Regions from separate parts of the Homo sapiens genome. Here region 2 is linked to region 1. A link is an interaction called in ENCODE POLR2A ChIA-PET data of the cell type or tissue named here. Cell type or tissue: GM12878. All regions are shown on one strand. Links, peaks and the distances in the headings refer to the core of each region. The heading gives the core; the rest is flanking DNA.

The links. Peaks named below come from ENCODE experiments on the same cell type or tissue, not always from the same donor. Only the 100,000 strongest peaks of a DNase experiment are listed, where the experiment ranks them.
Region 2: POLR2A ChIA-PET joins it to region 1 with 6 read pairs; 2 of 35 experiments call an interaction of 5 or more read pairs at or near these places.

The regions. Positions count from the first base shown.
Region 1 is chr20:8,001,980-8,013,459 of GRCh38, forward strand. It overlaps TMX4 (thioredoxin related transmembrane protein 4), which reads right to left. Exons shown (of 8, transcript NM_021156.4): 2 at 8,221-8,336. Among named protein-coding and RNA genes, the nearest start is that of TMX4, 12 kb to the right of the region's middle. In GM12878, for the core only: no CTCF peak of the experiment used is centred there; no DNase peak of the experiment used is centred there.
Region 2 is chr20:8,152,313-8,163,792 of GRCh38, forward strand. The region is part of intron 2 of PLCB1 (phospholipase C beta 1); the gene reads left to right. Among named protein-coding and RNA genes, the nearest start is that of PLCB1, 26 kb to the left of the region's middle. RefSeq lists enhancers at 3,105-3,249, 3,110-3,254, 3,145-3,289 and cis regulatory regions at 3,171-3,184, 3,177-3,188, 3,211-3,224. In GM12878, for the core only: no CTCF peak of the experiment used is centred there; a DNase peak (open chromatin) is centred at 4,399.

The sequences.
Region 1 (11,480 bases), core at 4,225-9,224:
ACTCAACAAACTATAGGTATGATTACATCAGTTATCAGTTTAAAAAGAATAAGTAATATGAAATGATTAAGATCATGTATAATGTTTGTACATTTATAAAATCTGTAAGTACCGTAAAGGGAATATATGTATGTGAAAAATATTTTTTCCAATTTGTTTTAGCAAACCTTTACTGAACACTAAGTACATATCAAATGCTATGTTATGTGCATGTAAAGACAAAGATAAATAAAACCCTTAGTACCTCAACAAATATTTACCAAGCACCTTCTTTGTTCCAGAGACTGTGGTTACCACTCAAGACACATGGATGAATAAAAACATGTACAACCTTTATTCTCACAGAGCTTATAGTCTAGTAGCAGAAGGAAATAACTTATTCAAATAATCACAATCACAACCACAAACAGAGAATGAAAATATTTAAAAAAAGGGTAGGTATGCAAAAAAATGCTGAATGAGACTAGGAGTAAAGAACAGATCCTTGCCCTTTAAATGTTACAAATAAATAATATTTGCATGGGCACCAAGAATAAGTAAAGAGAATGAAAGCTTAAGGATCCTCCTGGCCAACATGGAAAAATGACAGAGGCATCATTTTAACATTTTCCATCACAGCTGCCTTTCCCACTGTAGAACAATGTGGACAAAATCAAATATCCATTCAAATTAAGTTGCTCAAATCACACATCCCTGTGGTAACTTGCAATTCAAAACACTGAAGCTTTACTTTTAATAACATGGAAAATTTACTTTCACCCATTTTATAAATTAAATCCATATTCAACATAATTTAGTAACAAATGATGCGTCTTCTCAAAGAATTCTGTATTTTATTTCATTTCAGACCAAGTGGATTCCAAAACATCTCAATTGTATTTAAAAGGAAACACAATGCTCTGGATTAGTAAAAGTCAAAGTCACAAAAAGAAACATTTACTACAAAAATTTGTCATTGTACATTGGAAAAAAAAGTTTTGTCACCAGTAACATAAACACGAGTGACCCAAAAATAGGTCAACTGAGGATTGTAACAAGCACTTCTAAGCGCATTTTCATCTCTCACATTGCTCAGGATTTCACCCTGGAGGGAACAAGGGTATCCTACAGTATACTTCCAATTCTAACTTGCCAGGGGAAAAAGTACTGTTATTCCTAAATACTTAAAAAACTAGTATATGCCTTTGGTTTAAGATAATTATTATGAACAGCTTCATACATTACTTCTTACCTAGCTATAGTTCCTTATGACCAGCCAAAAATTTTATCTAAAGACAGTTACGGTATTAAGAATGTATATTTCATTTGTATGTTTTTTTAAAATGGAATGAAGAAATTAAATAGTATCTCATCACCTCTTAAAGTTTTTTACTTAGATTTTATTTTTATCAGAATAAAGAGACAAGATTTCTATTAAATGTTAGGTATCACTTAAAGTGATTTTTTAACTTGCTCTTTTGTATGTTCTTAGTCATCACTGGCTATGACAATAAATAAAGAAGTAAATAAATAAGTAGAAAAATATTTCATAAAACACATTTAATTATACAATATATAAAACATTTCCAGATTCAGGAGGCTTTAGTCTTAAGTCTTTTAGAAATTGCACCTCATTTCAGAAAACATAAATTATCTTTACAAATAAATGTACTCATGAAAATCAGTGAGTACCAAGAAAAAGTATCAAAGTCACAGATGGTCTCTGAGGTTTTTCTGCATCTTTCTGGTTCTGGCTAAAAGGAATAACAGGAGAGTTCTTCCCAAAATTGCTAGATTAAAGGGTATAATAACTTTATGTCTCTTGATATGAATTGCTATGTTGTTTCACTGACTACTGTACCAATTTACAAGGCCATCAATTAAGGTTTATTAAAATAAAGACCAATAAATCATATCACCTCAAGATTACTTTCATTTATGTTTGTCAATATTTCTTCAAATGACAGCCTATGTGGAATATTAACAATGAGGTTGCAGCACCCAACTCAGACACGAGTTCAGTTTGCTGTCTGGAATAATATTCTGTCATATAATGATATATTCAGTAAAATCAACAACAACAAGATCCAGAACAGTCGAAGTCTTCCTTGGATGATGACACGCTACTAAATCCCTGTAGATCCAACACCATAAGAAATTCATCTCAAAAAAAAAAAAAAGTAACTTCTGGGAGGCTAAAAGACATCCGAAAACTCTGGGTCTCATCTCAGTACTCCAAAAATGTCTTCTAACCTTTAACACTGATTCTATGACGTGTCCAGGAAAATTTTCATTACCTGAAAATTAAAACATGACCACTTGGAATACAGAAGCACCATCTGAGGTTGTGGCTTCAGGGTTTAATAACATTAAGTTAAATGTGGATCTTGACAAAGAATTTGAACATCATAATAGCAGCTTGTCTCAGGATAATAGTTCAGTGCAATAACTTCAGTAAGCTTGGAAGAAACAAGTATACTCCTAAGCTTTTCAGTAAAAAGGATAAAGTTAGGCCACAAAGCCTTCCAAAATTTCTACATGCCTTTTTTACTTTAAGGGTAACTTCCACTTTAAAATGAAGACTGTGACACAACATAAAGTAGGCACAAACAGAGAATGCAGGACAGATTTTAACACTGTATCAGAAACCTTATCTTAAACACATGCAGCAAAAGAAAGAAAAATTAAAAGCTTAGAGAAAGAAAAAAATTATGGAAGAGAATTACATTTTGATAAGCCAAAACACAACAGAAATTATTTAGGTTCAGTATTAAGAAAACAGAGATAGCTAATAGCTATCTATTAGCCATTGTTGTACTATTTATTAGCATGTTATCTTTGTCATGTTACTAAACCTATCCTAGCCTCAGTTTTCTGAGTAAGACAGAGATAAACAGTTTGTTCTTCACAGGGTTGTTATGAAGCTAAAATGCATGTAAGTGTATAGCACAATCACAGGCTGAAGTAAATGCTTACTAAATGTTGTTATTATCAACAAAGAGGGTAGCAGAAGGAAAACACAATGAAAAAAAGGAGAATTAACCTTACTTTTGAGATTGAAATAAGGTTGTCAACATAATAGAAAACAAGATAAAATTTACATTTATAAAATTTAAAATATAACACTAAAGTACAGTAAACTAAATTGGCTTCTGCATTAATCAGTAGTTTTAAAGACAATGCTTACACTTGGCTGTGGCAGGAGACTGGCTTACCTCTAATCTAGTGAAATAGCCATCACTCAAGGGTGATGAGCAGCTGCTGTTTTCCTGACCTTGACAACTAAGCTCATCTGCATGGAACAGAAGGTTCAAGTATATACTCATTAAATTTAATTTCCCAAAGTCAACTCAACTGACACATCACCTGATCTACGCAGTATTAAACAGGCAATGTAATGTAACCTAATCTAAGGGCTGCCCTTTCCTCGGCTTCTACATCTCAGCCATAAAAATGCAACATGATTATAGTCTCTAGTTTTGATGACATTGGAGATGGGCAGGGAAGTGCTGGGAGGGGAAAGATGGGCCCCTGGAGAGGGCTCCACCCTCGGGGCTGTGCCCATGGACCTAGGCGAGGACAGGCATTTCTGTTTTTGTGCCCAAATGTTGCATTTCCCAAGACCACCCTGGCCTGCCATGCTCCCATCCTGTGCATATATAAACCCTGAGTCTCTAGCAGGCACACAAACAAGCAGCTGGGAGTCAAGAGGAAGACATCGGCAGAAGAACACACAGCGGCTGGACATCGAGAGGACATTGAGAGGAGCACACCAGCAGAAGAACACACCAGCAGACACTGGCAAGTCGACCCGCAGAACAACGGAAAGTTTGGCCAGGGTAGTTGGAGGACAGCCCAGCCGCTGGGTGGCCCAACTCCAGGGGAAAACCACCACCTTCCCACTCCATCCCCGTTCTGGCCTCCCCATCCACCTCGCTGAGAGCTACTTCCACTCAATAAAACCTTGCACTCATTCTCCAAGCCCACATGTGATCCGATTCTTCTGGTACACCAAGGCAAGAAGCCCTCTGTCCCTGTGATAAGGCAGGGGGGTGTCTAATTGAGCTGACGAACACAAGCCACCTATGGATGGCTAAACTGAAAGAGCACACGGTAACACACGCCCACTGGGGCTTCAGCTGTAAACATTCACCCCTTTATGCTGCCGTGGGATCGGAGCCCCACAGCCTGCCCGTCTGCATGTCCCCCTAGAGGTTTGAGCAGCGGGCACAAAGAAGCAAGCCACACCCCCAACGCACACCCTGTGAGGGAAGAAGGGAACTTTTCTCGTTTCATTGATAAATCTGAAATCTTACCTTGCTTAAAATACTTAAAAGAATATCTTAATAGATCTACTGATGGAAGAGTTATAAGAATAACTAAAGAGTATGCATGACACTTCAAAATTATTGTTTCCCCTCTTTAAATTTTACTTACAGGGAAAGAATTGAAATTATTCCTTACTAGCACTTCTGTGGCAAGGCAAGAATACACTAACGAAGATCTGCAACCAAATAGAAATTTGTATACAGAAATACACAGTAAAGTGCTCAACTGTGGGGAAAAATAATATCATTTCAATGAGTTTTTACTATTCATTCAAGACGTTAGTGTTTGTAAAAAGTAAATAAATAAACTGCTTCCAAGATAGAGGCAAACTGCCCTGGAGGCTTGCCAGTGAGTTAGTATCACATTAAGACAATCTTTCTACACTTGGCTACCAGACCCTCCTACTTCTCCCTCTCTATCTCACTAACTTCTCATAGGAGAAGTTCCTTCTCCTATGATGGAACTTCTTCTTCTTTTTTTTTTTTTTTGAGACAAAGTTATGTTCTTGTTGCCCAGCCTGGAGTGCAATAGCGCTATCTCGGCTCACTGCAACCTCTGCCTCCCGGGTTCAAGCGATTCTCCATTCTCCTGCCTCAGCCTCCCAAGTAGCTGGAATTATAGGCACCTGCCACCACACCCAGCTAATTTTTTGTATTTTTAGTAGAGAAAAGGTTTCACCACATTGGCCAGGCTGGTCTTGAACTCCTGACCTAAGTTGATCCGCTCGCCTCGGCCTCCCAGAGTGCTGGGATTACAGGCGTGAGCCACTGCACCTGGCTGCAACTTCTTTTTTTCTAAATGTTGCAGTGGCCTGTTCTCACGACTCTGGCACATACAGATCATAGATAATCTGAATTTTTCTTCTAGCTCCAATGCCAAGTATATTGATGGTCCTCAAACTTACATCTCTAGTTCATCTCTATTTGGATATCTATTTAACATCCCAAACTTAGCCCCTGTCCCAAACCTACTTCTCCTCAGTCTTCTCCATTTTCTCCTTTTCCACCCCATCTGGCAACCAATCCATCAGAAAATCCTAGTATCTCAAGAATCCCACCACTTAACACTGCTGTTACTAGTCCAAGCCACCATCTTCTCAACTCTGGACTACTGATTTACCTCCTAACCATTCTCCCTGCTTTCTTCTGATCCCCTGTAGTCAATTTTTTCACATAGCTGCCAAAGGAATTATTTTAAAATATAAATCATATCATATCTCTCTCCTGCTCCAATCTTCCAGTAGCTCCCTATCATACTTTGTAGAAAATCTAAACTCCTTGTCATGGCCAACAAGACCTCACAGGGTGTGGTCCCTAGCTACTTCTCCATCCCCATTTATCTCAAGTACTCCACTGGTGGTCCTATTGTTCTCCAAATAAGCCAAGTACACTCCTACCTGCACATGGTGTTTGCTCTGCCTGGAATGCTCCTCCCACAAAGGTTTTTGAAATTTACTTCCTCAATTTATCAAGACCTCTGGCTAAACAGGTCTTGATAAATTGAAACCTATTTATCTCTGGTCCTTCCCTGGCCATCCTAACTTAAGAGGTAGCTCCAATCATTTTGTACATTTTTATCCTACGTTTTCTTCATATCCCTTACCACCATCTGACATTATTTGCCAATTTTCTTTTGTTACTATTTATCTCCTCCACTAGAATGCAGCTCCATGAGGAGCAAGGCCTCTGTCCTCCTTATTCACCTTTGTATCACTGGTATCTAGAACAGGGCCTGTTTATGGTAGAAACTCAAATACTTGTTGAATAAACACGTTACTTCTAATCGCTATTAAAAGATTAACTGAAAGCATTAAATTTGTAATTCAAAGTAAAATTATAAATTTAAAACAGTATAATATGAAATGAAATATTTTCTATGTCTCTCAAATAATCATGCATGTAGAAGTTTATCTCCTAATTTTTATTTATGAGTTGCACTTTTAAAATTTTTATCATTTAAAATAATTCTAGAGCCTCTGCCTATAAAAAATTGTTCAAACACATAAAATAATAATCTTTTATTAGACTTTGTTTTTTCAATATTCCTACAGAATACCAGAAGTTTTTCCTTCTTCTTTTAATATTTCAAGTATATATATTTCAGATATACATAAAACCAAGTCAACATTGAATGTATTAAAAATATTTCTTAAAATCAATTTCTCTCTTATTTCATTATCAAGAAAACCTAATCAATTCATAATGTTAAAAATAACTGTAAGTCTACATTTTTAGAAGGAAAGACTATATTTAATTAAACATAAGATTTGTGAACCCATCACAAGGCTGTTTAATTCTTTTAATTCAAATTATGCTATAAATTCTGAGCAGGTGTGCCAAATTACTGAAATGCAAATTGACCAGCTGCATTTTTAAGAAACCCATCATAAAATGTGCATGGTGCCCAGTAATTAACAAGTCTTATGCCTGAATTTAGTTTACTTAAACTCTAAAGATGAAAACAAGTTTCTGGCAAAAATGCATCTGCAATGATTTAGCCTCCAAACAGAATTAACTTATTATAACAGCCAAAACCATGAACTAATAGCTTTTATTGTCCATCTCTAGATGGAGGACAATGCTTACAAAGATAGAGGAATGAGGATTCATGGCTTTTAATAGAAATCTCGCTCCACGGGTTTGCTGACACATCAATTTTAACATGTACCATCTATTCTGTTATCCAAGTAACTGGTACTTCATTATTTAAGTGTTTTTTGAACTCACAGTTTATTATAGAAAATGAATGTCTACACTTCTATACCCATCTTCTTTTTGCCCTTGTAAAAGGATGAAAGGATGCAGTAGGTATAAATTGAATGTCAATGAAAAAGATGACTGTTAAAATTTGAAAATAGCCACATTTTAGAGATTTAGATTATAAAAGGCCATCTTTTCTTCTCAGTTTATATATAATATACAGTTGTTTTAAAACTACAAACACAAATTTATTGTATATATCTTTTCAGAATTTAAAAGTCTCTGTATCACTCCACTCTTTGGGGTAAAAATGATTCATTCTTGTGAAAACTTATATCATTCACAGCTAATCAGTGTAGACAGAATGACAGAACTAGAAATTCACTCTCTGGAACCACAGTGAAATATAATATCTGATTCAGGCAAGAGCATCATGGATCTTAAAACCCCAAAAAATCATCCCAGAGGTTACTTGCTAATCACAATGTGAGATCCTTTCTTCATAATTGAGATACTTAGTGTCACCACCATATCCAAGTGCTCAAAATTAGCATTACTAATGGTGATAGCATATCCCTTCTAATGAGATGTAATATGAAGTCACAGCATCATCTTAGAAGTACTCTTGCCATAAATGTCTAAGCTAAATCATGCACCTAAACTCTCAGTTTGCAGAAAATACTCGTATAAGTTAATATTCCTATAAGTTCCATGTCACCATAAGGAAACACCTAGGAAAACTGTAGCTTTTTCTTTTCAGAATATCAATGTCATTTTAAAAAATGAGGGATAATTGTTGATTGCAAGAGACTAAAAAGACTTAACAACCAAATGTAATTTATGAACCATGATTGGATCCTCAGTCAAAAAACTGTAAAAAAAAAAAAAAAAAAAAAGACACATGGGAAATAATTAAGAAGCCTTTAACGTGCTAAAGAATTGAAGGGTAAATTATCATGATGTCGATAACTTACTTTCAAATGATTCAGCAAAATAAAAATAGAAAAAATAGAAATATATATGCAAATATGTATGTGCAAACACATACACGTAAAGACAGATCCAAGTATGCAAAAAATGTAATCTGCTACTTAAAGGTGGCCAGTTCATGGGTAATCAATATCCCAGACTCTCAACTTTTCTATATGCTTGAAAAAAATTCAAAATAAAAAGTCGGTAAACTTTTGCATTTTATGTGCAACATTCACAGTACCTGGTTCTTGAATGACATCTACCTTCCCCACACTGATCTGAAGTATTTCACCATTCTTTGCAAAAGCCTCCCATTCTGAATCAGTCTGCTGGCAGGATGGACACCATGGGGCGTAACTATAAGAGAAGAATAAGAATTATATTGATAAATATACAGAAGAAATCTGCAAAACAGAGAAATCGAGTATTTAAATTAAAAAATAAATTATTAAAAAAGGGAAATTATAAAAGGAGGCTTTTCCAAAGTCATTTGACATAGAAAAACAGAAGCACATTGTCCCCACTAGGATTTAATGTATGAATGTCAATTCTATAGGAAAAAATTTGGCCAAAGTTTGAGAATATTTCCAATAATTATTATTATCCATAAACATTTTATTTCAATGCTATTCATACAATTATGTTTCTCTCCAGATAGCTTTTGATCTTTGAGGGTAAGAGCTCTTTTTAGTGCCCCACTAAAGGAGAACAATTTTCACAGGGTGACCCTAAACTAGCCAAACCAGTTTCAAATCCATCAAAGCTACAGATCTGATGGGCAGAGACCAAATCTGTTGTTTGAGCATCCTCAAGAATGTTTCCAAGATCTGTGGTAATTCTGAACATTCTGAAAAGGAAAGTAGAAGCTATAGGCTAAACCCGCTCTACCCAACACTTTCTTAAATTTAGCAGAATTTAAAAATACCTTGGCTTTCAAGTCAGAACCCTACTTTTTACAGTTATTTTTCATTCAATAAATACTAAGAAAGCATTATGGCAGAAGCTGAGGCTACAATTGTGAAGGAGATTTGGTGCCTCCTCTCCTTGTGGACGGTACAATCCAGAAATGAACAGAGATAAGCATGGGGGGCAAACATCATATTATTCTTATTTTTGCGTCTGTTTAAAATTTTTCATAATAAAGTCTTGAATAAATAGAGAAATATACCAACTTGTGGGTAAGCAGGCTGAGCATTTTTAAAATGCCAATTCCCTCCAATTTATTTTTCATTTGTTCCATTCCTGAATTGTTTTTACAAAATGTGGCACCTATTATTTCTGTATTAAGGGAGGAAAGGGGCCAGGGGAGAGAAAGAGAAGTAGAAAAGAATGCCTGCCAATAGAATATAACACTCACACACACAAAATGCCTTAGGAAGGGAAACAAAGTAAGGGGAAAAGTACAAAACTGATCAAATCCTGTAACAAGATTTAGGCTCAAAGTTGCCTGTCAGGTCATCATTTACAAATCCCTTCAAAATTCTGAACTGTGCAAAAGCATGCTGGTAAGTATCATTAAAAAAAAAAATCAATGCAATGACACATATAAACCAACTTTGCTGAATAACAAAACAAAAAACAAAAACTGAAATTGGGCAAGATTTTGATCTTTCGCATTATAAAAGATGAGTCAGGGGTTAAAAAGCGAAGACTAGGGGAAGGAATGCATTTATTTCACAAAAAGTACTGAAAATTAGGCAGAACCCAGAAGAGAATGGACTACCCAAAGCCAAAGCATTCATTACTTTCTCCAGACAGGCCCCAGAAGCAGCAAGACTTAGCAAGCACAGTTGTTCACCATCTCTAGAAAAGACTACTATATAGCTAATTCCAAGATCATGCTAAAACATCATTAATCTTTCCATTACAGCTCACTGTCCAAATCCTGAGATCCAGAAGACAGGAACAACAAAATAATCTGCTGACATCTTTGAATGTAGATTTTTTTAAACCTTCGTGTCTCTGTATTTCCAAGGCAAAGTACATTCTTGATATACAGTAGGTGTTCAATAAATGTTTGCTGAATAAACAAGTGTATCAACTTTAATGAAAATCATATTCTTCATCTGAGAAAATAAGTTATTTTCTATGTAGTTTCTAAATATCCAAGTTAACAGATGAGACTCAGGCAGTTGGCAAACTTTAGGAAAAAAAGGAATTCTGAATTATCAAGTACATTTCAACAAGCGTTCCATGATGTTGGATAAGAGTTCTGCTATAACAATCAGAAAGATCAACCAGGAATTAATCATGATATTCTGGGCAGGTTAATAATCTCTCCATGCCTCAGTTTCCTCAACTGTAAAATGGGATAATAACAGTAGCTACCTTAGGTTACTGAGAGATCAGATGAAATACGAAGCAGGCACATATTTATTTAATAGGAGCAACCATTAATACAAATTTCATTTGTAATACTGCTTGGGGTTCAAGACACTTTTACGATGCATTAGCTCATCTGACCTTACAGCCTCACTGCCAAACAGACAAAGCAGGTATAGAGATGTGCTTAAGACCACTCAGAGCAAGAACACAGATGGAGGTATTTCTTTGATAAAAATCGTCAAGGAATATAAAACTTCAACATTCAGAGGGAGAAAGAAGTTATAAGAAAGTAACAAGAATAAGGAAGTTATCTTGAAGTATAATATAATATAATGAACTTCAGATCCTCTTTATTTCCCTAGGACGCTCTTTGCATATAAATCACAGGCACATTTGCTGCATCAGTAATTATGTTTCATAATTTAAAAAATACAGGACTTAATCTCTAGATAGGCTATTACTAAGTTGGTTTTTGGTGAAACTGACCTTCAGATATACAATTATAATGCATCCTCGGATATGCCACTGAGGTAATTTTAGATATGCCATTTCTACATAGCTGCTATACACTGGTCTGTGGCATTGTTAATGCCATTATTTCACAGATTTAATCACAGCTGATTTGTGTTGGAATGCACCCAGATGTTCTTTCAGTGGTAGAGATAAGCCAGCTCTGAGTCTTTAGCATGGGAACTGGTCCATTGTTGCTGCAGTTTTTAAAGTTTTTAATATTCTTTTGTATCTAAAGAACAGTAATTTGTATAAGAATTTAGAAACTAAGTAAAATATCTCCAGGGACAAAATGAATGCAAGGATCAGTCATGTGACCTTCATGCTCCTCTCTCACTCTGTGTACACATAGATACATATATATATAATTTATGTATATATGCATAAATTAAACACATCAGAAATAATTGAACATGATCTTCATTAAATTTATTTCAAACTAGTTCACACTGGCAATCTTCTCCTAAGAACTATAAAAGATATGACCTGCCATAACTTTGTCTCTTACACATAATCCTTAAGAGCCTCCAAGAGCAATTAGCTCCATTATAGTCATTTAAACTGTAAATTGTTATCTTTTCTACTGAACTTTTGTTGACTTGTTTGCAGGTCACAGTGGTATGTAAAATTAGTAAACTTCATAAACATATTTGAAATATATTCCAG
Region 2 (11,480 bases), core at 2,169-7,168, 150 kb after region 1:
CCATGCTTTCAAGTTTGTCATTTTCTTTCTGGCTTGAAGCCCAGCCCTGGAACCAGTAAGAGTGATTCATCCACTTTTAGGAGATGGACGACTCCAAGTGATGAATTAGAGTAAATGTGTGCTAGAAGAAATGGTGCATGCAAATAAAAGATGGCATGCCAAGCTTTTAGTGGGGATTTTTTTGCATAAGATCATTTGAAGGTACATGAATGAATGGTACATTCATGATGCTACTTAGAGGGCCACTTTTTAAAAAATATTTTTTATCTGGCAATTAGTTTTAGGAATCTGCCACATGTACCATAGAGATAATCTCTCAGAAAACAAAAAAAAAATGTGATACCTTTAAGTTTATCCCTTGATTTTATACACTGTGTTTTCCATTGGTTGGGAAGCTTGCATTGGTATTTATTGTAATATGCCTCTCTTCTTCCTTTGGGCTTCTTCCAATATATTCCCTCTTTGGTCCACGAAGCTTATACCAAAGCACTTGGATTAGCAATCATCTGAGGCCTAGTCTGCTCAGAGGTGAGCAGAAATCCCTAGCAGAGGGGATTTTACAAGTGTTTTTTATTTTTCTTTTTTATAGCATTGGAGGTAAATGGCCACATTTTATGATGTTCTATGCATGTCCGTCTCTTGTCATGGCTACATCAGATCTTGTATCAGAGCCACTTATTTCAAGCCACTGGCTTTCCCCTCTGTAGACAATGACATGCTACCTTCCAAAACCCCTCCTTTGATTTGTCACCACAGAAATGATAGGTGACAAAGAAGACAGCACAGATGATGAATTTAGGAATTAAAAACTAAAGCTAGCGAGTCATTTTTAGGTAGCAGAAATGTGCTTTAGTGAAACACTGACAGGATGTTTGGAGTTGGTGGAAGCAGATAAATATGAATATCATTTTTAGGGATAAATGTTCATGCTTTGTACCAGCTCTGGACTTATTTTAATAATTCTTTTCACTGTATTGTTGGCTCTGTAAATCTTATTGAATAAAATGAGCAAAAATGAGTTTCTGAATATGACTATTTTAAGCAGAGTGGTTTTTCTTGTGTAAGTGTAGGTGATGTGAAGAGGATGAATTTATCTGTAAGTCATGGGTGAGAAGGGAGTCCTGCACAGCCTGAGTACTTGAGAGGTGGCCTACATTAGGCTATAACTTTTCTTTGGATCCGTGCCATGTGAACACTAGAAACCAACACAGGAAGTGTTAGCTGTGAAAACCATGTGAACTATAAGAATCTGCTCCACCGGTTTTGAAAGAAAGGCTAAAGAAGAAAAAAGTGTCAATGTTAAAGAGCTAACCAAAACCTATCCTGCTAGAATATGAAAAAAATTAGACCTTTGCCTTGCAACCTGATGCCCTGCTTCTGTGCCAAGGTTGGTGTAAAAATAAAACTAGTCACCACTAGTTCAGATCCAAGAAGTTCAATATAGTTCAGTAAACCCTTCCTTGTCTTCATAAAACTGGAGCTTGGGGGAAGGGAAAAGGAACACATCATTAAATTTGAAAAGGAATGGGAGGAAGAACACACGGTTTGCATGAAGAACTCCCATTACTTTCTTTTTTGTTACAAATTTTATTTGTTTTTAATATTGTGGATAATATACAAATATCTTTTTATCTGTAAAATAGTAAAGCAATGTAACTATCTTTAAACTGCACTCTCCCATTGACTCCAATCCTAGTTCTCTATTCAGAGTCAACTAATAGTAATAGCTTCATGGTTTCTTCCTAGGTCTCTTTTAAATAAATTTGTGCATGTGTAACTATGGAAATATTTCATTTTGTTTTGCTTATGTCCATTTTTATACTAAGTCACATCATATTAACCATTCTACAATTTCCTTTTTACCATATAGTGTGTCTCAGAGAACTTTTCAAGTTAGTACATGTGTGTCTATATCATTCCGTTAAATTGGCCTATCTTAGGGAATTTTTCATGTTAGTACATGTGTATGTATCACATTCTTTCATATTGCTCTATCGTATGTTAAACAATTGATTACCACATTTTATTTAAGAATACAGAAGTTCTCACTGGTGGATTCTTGGTGTTTGTCTCTAATTTGGGGTTACAAAGAATCCTATAATATGGAGTAATAGTCAGCTGTGTGTAGCCCTCTCTGGGAATATGGGTCAGGGATTCCCTAAGGTAAATGCTCAGAAGTGCGATTGCTGATTTAAGGCTATACCTATCCTAAATTATAATGAATGGCTGTACCATTTTATAACCCTACCTGTCTTATATGAGTGGAACTGTTTTCTTAAGCCCAACCAACAGTAATAGGAAATATTTTAATTTTTGCCTAACTGATGCAACTGTTATATCACCTTGTTTTAATCTGTCGTTGCCTGATTTGCTAGTAAACTGTGTATATTATCATACATTTATTGATCATTTCAGTTTTTCCTTACATGGATTGCCTATTTATATCTCTTGCCCTTGTGTGGACAGTTCTCTGTGTATTCTAGATGTACTCCTTTAGCTGTTATAAATGTTGCAATTACACTCTTCCTGTCTGTGGTTTGTCTTTGACTTTCTTAACATCTAATTTATGGGTAACAAAAGATGACTTGAAGCTTTAAGTTTTCATGTAGTTACATTCCAACTACCTCCCCACTTTTTGCTTCCTTTAAGATATTTCTGATTCCTTCTCATCACCGTTATTAATCTAGGTTTTTAATCCATATGTAATGTATTATGAGGACTGGTGTAAGGTGGAGCTCTAACTTCAATTTCTTCATATCACTCGTAGAGCTGACATTTCACTACCTGGTTTGGATGGCCCAAAGATCTGTTATGTTTTAATGCCTGTGGACTGCTGGGTTCTGATTTCCTACTTCATTCTTATCTCATTTATTTTCTGCCTTTCTTACTTTGTGGTTCAAAATTGTAATTCTTTTTGTTTACCCGTGATCCTATATTAGAGATTTAAATTTATACCTGCATATTTAGTCATTTCTGGAGACTTAGGGCAAGAAAGATTGGTTCTACCATTCATGCCATCTGCCATCTTGTTCTGCCCTGTGAATTTGCATGAGACACCATTCTGGATGTTTGTACAGAGTGATGATTCAGTTTCCATTAATGGCAACCATAGATAGTCTTCTCTTATGATAACCTTAAATTTCTACAGAGTTCAAAAGCAAAGTTTAAAAGTTAAATATTTACATAAGTCACAGTAACATTTTTCAGCATGAGTCCAGAGTTCAAAAATATTTTGAATGATGCATCATAAATGTCAACAAGAAAATCTAGTGATTTCCTATTAAAAATAGTCTGGCTTCCATAAAGAACTACTGGGTACCACACATTTCATTAATGATTTTTAGCAGTGGGGCTTTCTCTTTGGGATATGCTTCTCTAGGGTATCCCAAAATTGTCAACTTTGACCCTTCTTGTGTATAGTAAATGGGATAGGTCATTCAAGAGTCCACTGAGTGATTAAATGCAATGATGTAGTTATAAATTTAGAAGATAAGTGCTATTTATTTTATTTGGTAGCTTTCTCTAAAAGTTGAAACAATAACTTACATTATCTGGGAAAAAAACCAGCAAAATTCACGTGAGGATTGCTTTGTGAGGGCTGGGATTGTTCCTTGGCCTGGAGCAGTGTGTCAGTCATTGTTGACTAAGCAGCAGCATCTGGGGACTAAGTCCTTTCCTTCACCTTCCTTGAATTTCCTTCACCAGTATTGATGATATTAATAGCTAAAACAGACACAGTGCCATACCCACACCCTCTTCCTCACCACTCCTGAGAACATAAGCCGGGCTCCAGTGGCTGGCCAGTGCCTGCATTCTTTTGCTTTGTCTGGCTACTAGAACTCATGTTGCTACCCATGCAGCTGCCCAGAAGTTCCTGGCAATTCACACTCACCCTCACCAATGGGATTCAGTGGATAAATACCACAGCTCCCTCACCTCTTGGGTGGGATAACTTAAAGGTGCATTCTTTATATTATATCCCAGAACTCTCTAGTGGGATTAAGCCCAGTTACCCACAGTGGCAACTGGCTTGAAAATGTTCCCCTTATGGGCTTCCTTCCCTTCCTGTCTCACTTCTCCACTCCTGATTGTGTTCTAAAACCACCTCTAAAATAAACTACTTTTACTAGAATCCTTATCTAGGAACTGCTTAATGCAGATGCATAGTGCTTAACAACTTAATATAGATGCCCCCAAATGAAGGGTTTTAAAATGATTCCTTGGTTAAGAGAGATTGGAACATATTAAGTGAACACTTTTATTTGAAGCCAAGTCTGATTTTCCTAAAACAGTCCTAATTTGGGAAGCCCAAAGCTGGTTGAGGAAACCAGCTTTGAAGCTGTGACAGATGTGGTTTGTCACAGTCTGGCTCTGCTGTGTATTTAATGAGTCACCCTCAGTGAATCTCTTTAAAAATCAAAGCCTTGGTTTCATTATCTATAAGGTGGGTATTACTCTCTTAGTGTTGTTGTGAACATTCAATGTGTAAAATGAATGACTTAGCATAACACCTGCTACTTTGTAAACTCTCCATCCTTTGTGGTGGCTTTTATTATTGCTACATAATAAACAATGACTCTCTGACCAAACAATTGTCCATAAGTATTAGAGACCACAAAAATGTGCTGTTTTGAAAACCAAGTGACCATTTATTTATGTATATCTTTTTATTCCTTTTTTCTTCTTCAAGGCAACACTGACTTGTTTTCTATTTAGACTCTGCTGTGGTCTTTTGATCTGAAACATTGAAGCTTAGGTCTGTTTGGGCAAATAAGATGTTTATTTATGTATTTCATAATGTTGTGGGAACAGAGCCATGGAAGGCAAAAGAAGGATTTATTGTTTAAAAGACTTTCCCTCTGGGGATAATTTGCTAATAAATAGTCCATCATAGGTGAAAGTTTCTTGGACCCTTGGAAATTTGAAGCATCGTATGGAACAACTTTTAAGATGATTTAGAGGACTTTGATAGGAGAAAATTGTATTATTCACAAGAAAAATTGGACACAATCATGGTTGCCTATGCCTTTTTCCTAAGATAGTCACTTTAGGATTGTGACAACTACATGGGCATCAGGCCACTCCTCTTCCTCCCTACTGACCAAGACCTTAGAGATTAAACTTTTAGTGTTTTTGAGGATAGTTTAGCCACTAAGCCAAGGTTCAGATTGCTGAGGAACAAATCTATCCTCACCATATCAACTTCCAGGTTAAGTTTTTCCATTTTTATTAACATTACCTTCTTTTCACTTCTGTGACTCCTCAGAGATTTTGCACCAGTGAACTCTGGCTAGCATAGAATAGACATGTCATGATGCCTTAGCTTATGTAGACACAACATACAAATAAATGTTATTAGAATGGAATCATTTACAAGTTCTTCTTAGAGGATGTGATGTATGATTTTTTTGGTAGAATTTCTAATTGAAGTGTAGCCTTTTAAAGTATATTTTAAAATTAGGCTAGTCATTTTGAGATGGTTTCATTGCAGCTTCTTTGGAATCATTTTTAGAGTAGAAATGCATTAGTATAATTTTTATGTCACAATCACCACACTTCATTATGGGCATAACAACAGCAATGCTTGTTTTAATATATTGTAACCAGAGTTTAGAAACATGTAATACCACGAAAATTCATTACTCCTAATATAATTTAATTACAAAATTGTTCCTTGGTTTCATAAGTTGCATATATTTAGCTCTTCCCACTACTTTAGGAGAAATTAAATTGGATACTTTCCATGCTATGAAGCTATTATAATGGAATATTTGTACTTTTTGATGCCAAAAAATGGTTCGAGCCATTGGATTGGCAGAATATGTGAAGGAAATGCATTCTGCATATTGTTCATAATTTTACTTCCTGTTACGGAGAAAATTCCTTTGACTTTGTTACAAATAGAATCCCCGGGTACTTGGTATTGATATAATGCCATGCTCTTTTGTTTGAATTACAAATGTTGTAGGTAGAGTAGGCATTTTTGGTTGTTCTGTAGTTCATTTTCTTGCCAACTCAAGATTGTTGATGGTACTGATGGAGACATTATTGTATTAGTCCATTTTCATGCTGCTGATAAGACATACCTGAGACTGGGCAGTTTACAAAAGAAAGAGGTCTCACCCACAACATACGGGAAATCAAGCTGAGATTTGGGTAGGGACACAGCCAAACCATATCATTCTGCCCCTGGAGCTTCCCAAATCTCATGTCCTAATATTTCAAAACAAATCATGCCTTTCCAACAGTCCCCCAAAGTCTTAACTCATTTCAGCATTAACTCAAAAGTCCACAGTCCCAAGTCTAATCCGAGATAAAGCAATTCCCTTCTGCCTATGAGCCTGTAAAATCGAAAGCTAGTTACTTTCTAGATACAATGGAGGTATAGGCATTGGGTAAATAGAGCCATTCCAAATGGGAGAAATTGGCCAAAACAAAGGGGCTACAGGCCTCATGCAAGTCCAAAATCTAGCAGGGTAGTCAAATCTTAAAGCTCCAAAATGATCTCCTTTGACTCCGTGTCTCACATCCAGGTCACACTGATGCAAGAGATGGGCTCCCATGGCCTTGGGCAACTCCGCCCCTGTGGCTTTGCAGGGTACAGCCCCCTTCCTGGCTGCTTTCATGGGCTGGCATTGAGTGTCTGTGGCTTTTCCAGGGGCATGGTGCAAGTTGTAGGTGGATCTACCATTCTAGAGTCTGGAGGATGGTGGCCTTCTTCTCACAGCTCCACTAGGCAGTGCCCCAGTTGGGACTGGGGGCTCCAACCCCACATTTCCCTTCTGCACTGCCCTAGCCGAGACTCTCCATGAGAGCACCACCCCAGCAGCAAGCTTCTGCCTGGACATCCAGGTGTTTCCATACATCCTCTGAAATCTAGGCAGAGGTTCCCAAACCTCAATTCTTGACTTCTGTGCACCCACAGACTCAACACCATGTGGAAGCTGTCAAGGCTTGGTGCTTGCACTTTCTGAAGCCATGGCCCATGTTCTATATTGGCCCCTTTCAGACACAGCTAGAGTGGCAGGGATGTAGGGCACCAAGTCCCTAGGCTACACACAGCACAGGGACCCTTGTTCCAACCCACAAAACCATTTTTTCCTCCTAGGCCTCTGGGCCTATGATGGGAGGGGCTGCCATGAAGACATCTGACATGCCCTGGAGCCATTTTCCCCATTGTCTTGAGGATTAACATTTGGCTTCTTGTTACTTATGCAAATTTCTGCAGCCGGCTTGAACTTCTCCTCAGAAAATGGGATTTCCTTTTCTATTGCATTGTCAGGCTGCAAATTTTCTGAACTTTTATGCCCTGTTTCCCTTATAAAACTGAATATCTTTAACGGTACCCAAGCCACCTCTTGAATGCTTTGCTGGTTAGAAATTTCTTCCACCAGGCCGGGCGTGGTGGCTCATGCCTGCAATCCCAGCACTTTGGGAGGCTGAGTTGGGTGGATCACCTGAGGTTGGGAGTTCGGAACCAGCCTGACCAACATGGAGAAACCCCATCTCTACTAAAAACACAAAATTAGCCAGGCAGGGTGGCACATGCCTGTAATCCCAGCTACCTGGGAAGGCTGAGGCAGGTGAATCACTTGAACCTGGGAAGTGGAGGTTGCAGTGAGCCAAGATCGTGCCATTGTACTCCAGCCTGGGCAACAAGAGTGAAACTCCATCTCAAAAAAAAAAAAAAAAAAAAGAAAAAAAGAAATTTCTTCCACCAGATACCCTAAATCATCTCTCTCTAGTTCAAAGTTCTCTAAATCTCCAGGGCAGGGGAAAAATGCTGCCAGTCTCTTTGCTAAAACATAACAAGAGTGTCCTTTGCTCCAGTTCCCAATGAGTTCCTCATCTCCATCTGAGACCACCTCAGCCTGGACCTTATTGTTCATATCATTATCAGCATTTTTGTCAAAGCCATTCAACAAGTCTCTAGGAAGTTCCAAACTTTTCCACATTTTCCTGTCTCCTTCTGAGCCTTCCAAACTGTTCTAACCTCTGCTTTTTACCCAGTTCCAAAGTTGCTTCCCCATTTTTGGGTATCTTTTCAGCAACACCACACTACTGGTACAATTTACTGTATTAGGCCGTTTTCATGCCACTGATAAAGACATACCCAAGACTGGACAATTTATAAAAGAAAGAGGTATAATAGGATTACAGTTCCACGTGGCTGGGGAGGCCTCACAATCATAGTGGAAGGTGAGAGGCACGTCTCACATGGTGTCAGCCAAGAGAAAAGGGCTTCTACGGGAAACTCCCATTTTTAAAACCATTAGATCTTGTGAGACTTATTCACTATCATGAGAACAGCAGAGGAAAGACCTGCCCCCATGATTCCATTACCTCCCACCAGGTCCCTCCTACAACACGGGGGAATTCAAGATGAGATTTGGGTGGGGACACAGCCAAACCTATCACTTGTCAAGCTCTTTCTATATTTAATCAGCAAGACAAGTCTCTTTTTGTCTTTTGGGAAAATAAATTTAGATTGATAGTTGGATTATTTAAACATTTATCACACACACACAAAATATTAAAATAAATAATATAATTACTTTCTTCCACTTTAAAATATTTTAAATTTACTTTAAGTAATTTAAAAGGCAAAAATGCAAACTTTGAACAACTGACTTATTAGGACGTTGGTACCTATTATAAATAAGTTTCTCAAATCTAGCAAAGTATGTAATATTCACTAATTTACTTTGCACATACCTTTTTATCGTTGTTATCATTATCCTTGTTATCCTTAGCATCACCAACAGCAAACACATATATGCTGTTTTATCCTTGCCAGACACAATTCTAATAATATATAGTCTGTATATTTATAGCATATACATATTTTTATACATATATTTATATAGTATATGTAGCATAGGTATACTTATAGTCTATAATAGTATGTATATAGTGCATATATGCTACATATATACATACATAGTGTGTCTATATGCCGTGCTACATATATACATACATAGTGTGTGTATACTTACACATATATATAGTGTGTGTTAACAGACCTATGCAATTTCGTCATTTCCATAATCCTATGAATGACAGTGCTACTATTATCTACATTTAAAAGTGAGTAAACTGAAGTGTGAACAGAGGTTATGTCATGATCCCTGGTTGTACAGTTGGTTAATGGCAGAGTCAGGAATAGAAACAACAGTGGCAGTGCAGTCTGGCTCTATGTTCTGGCTCTTAACTTTTTGCTGTTTAAAGAACCTGTTTAATATGTAAAGTTAAGTTTGCCTGCAGGATTTTTTTCCTTGGATTTGTTTGAAAAAGAAACCTCAGTAGGCCTAGTACATTTGCTAGGAACAGACAAACTGTATGAAGAAGGTATTCTCAAGTTGGGCTGCACAATGAAATCACAGGGGGAGCCTCAAAGGACGCTGCTGCCTGGGCTTCCTGTCTCCAGAGAATCTGACTTAATTGGTCTGGGGTGTGGTCAGAACATTGGACTTTTTTTTTTTTTTTGAAAGCTCCTCATTTGATTCTAATGTACAGCCAAGGTGAACACAGATAGAAAGCAAGCTGACCTTACAAATTAATTCAGTAAACTTCCTGAAAGGATGTGCTCACTTTGCCTTTCCTGCCTGTGACGTGGCCTACTTTCTACTCAGAAGTAACACTCCACATGAGCAACTACAGGCCCTACCAGATTCTGAATTATTTGACTATGACTGGATAATATTCCTTACACTGTGCTTAGTAAGGCAATAAATTACTAGGATTTTTTTAGAATTAGTCTCAATATCTAAGGTTGAATCAAAATAGTTTTTTTATTATATTCTGTCGATGAAAATTTTTTTAACTTTCCATTCCCTGAATGTTACAGGTATTAGCTGTTTGTTTTATCGTTACCAAACATGTCCTCAGAATTCAAGTCCTGTTTATTAACCTTATATTTGTGTTTTTTGAGACCCTTGTTTAGATCACAGTACTGTGTAAATTCCATACTTAATTAAATTAGCTGCACCCTTGAATGAGTGAATGTGGTTTTAAGAATGACCTTATATAACTATTTTATTTTATAGCTAATTTTTCATTTCTGGGATACAAAGGCAGATGTTATCTTATTAAATTGTAGCATTATGTCATTTCTTATCAATTTGTAGGAATCCTTCCTTAACTGAGACATACACTCAACTGGGCAAACCAGAGAGAGCTAGATAATTTCAGGTGTGATAGGAAGTTTGCCTTTCATCACCTCTACATGATACATTTCAGAATAGTAAAATTCACATTTCTCCTGTTAGAATGTTTGGTTTTTTATTCTGCTTCTATAGGGAATGGGGATTGTGGTAATGATTTTTCATGAGATTTCTCCCTGGCATTGTGCAAAACTCCACTTAGGAACAGTGGTCTGAAAATTATATTGCATCACGGCAAACAATGCACCTGTGTGAAATGAATGCTTAAGTGAAAAGTTTTATGGGACAGAGCTAGTTGCTATGCTAAGAAACTAATGACTGTGCTGGTATACATAATGGATTCTATTTTTAGATGAACACTTGGTCCTATAGCATGGCTTCATTATGCAAGAGGACAGAAGTTTCAGCGTTATATTGTGAATATTGAGACATTAACATATCAGAGTATATGCCTTCTTAGATACTAAAGTGACTTTTTCATATATTTTAACCCTGACATAGTTCATAACTAGAGGAAAAAAGTAAAGAACAAAAACAGAATTTCAAAATAATTTCAGGTTTCTGGTGTTTGTAGGTTGAGTTTTTCCAACAGTTGACTGCAAGGAAAGGATTCAAGTTCAAGTGGTTTATTTGGGAGGTGACCCCAGAAAGTGTGGGCAGGGCCATGGGGAAGTGAGATAGGCAAGGGAAGACAGCCATTAAAGGGTGCACTATCAAATAAGTTACCATGGTGTACAAGTGAAGCTCCGTCCCATTGGAGAGCCCTGGGAGACAGTGCAGAGAGGAGAGGGAGCAGTGGTATACCCACCAGTTCCTAATAATCAGTGACTGGGGGCAGCTCTCTCAGGGGTTATTTTCTCAGCTCTTCTGCCAGCCTCTCCTGGAGACTGAGGGGCTTCCAGGCCAGTGGGCCCTAGGCTTTGAGAAATCCCTCAGACATAGATGCAGCTGGAAGCTGTCCGTTGGCATACATGAAAACACATGGGCACCACCAGCAGCAACCACTCTGGTGGCTTTAATTTCTGGTAAGTCAGACTTTTAAAATCTATATCGCAGTGTGCAAACTGGAGCCTGCACCCATTCACGAACAGTTCTTGCTTGGCCTGTGCAAATAATTAAATACATAAACATGAGTTGCCAGCATTTAAAAATCTGCAGGTTCATATACAGATCTGGATTTCTCAAAAAATCAGAAGGCATGGAAATGCCGGCCGACATACCCCCATGGCCACATTTGGCTGGGGCAGTGCAGCAGCTGCCTGCTTTAGACAGGGTGTGTGGTATGCAATCTGCCACATTTCCCACCAGGCTAGCCTA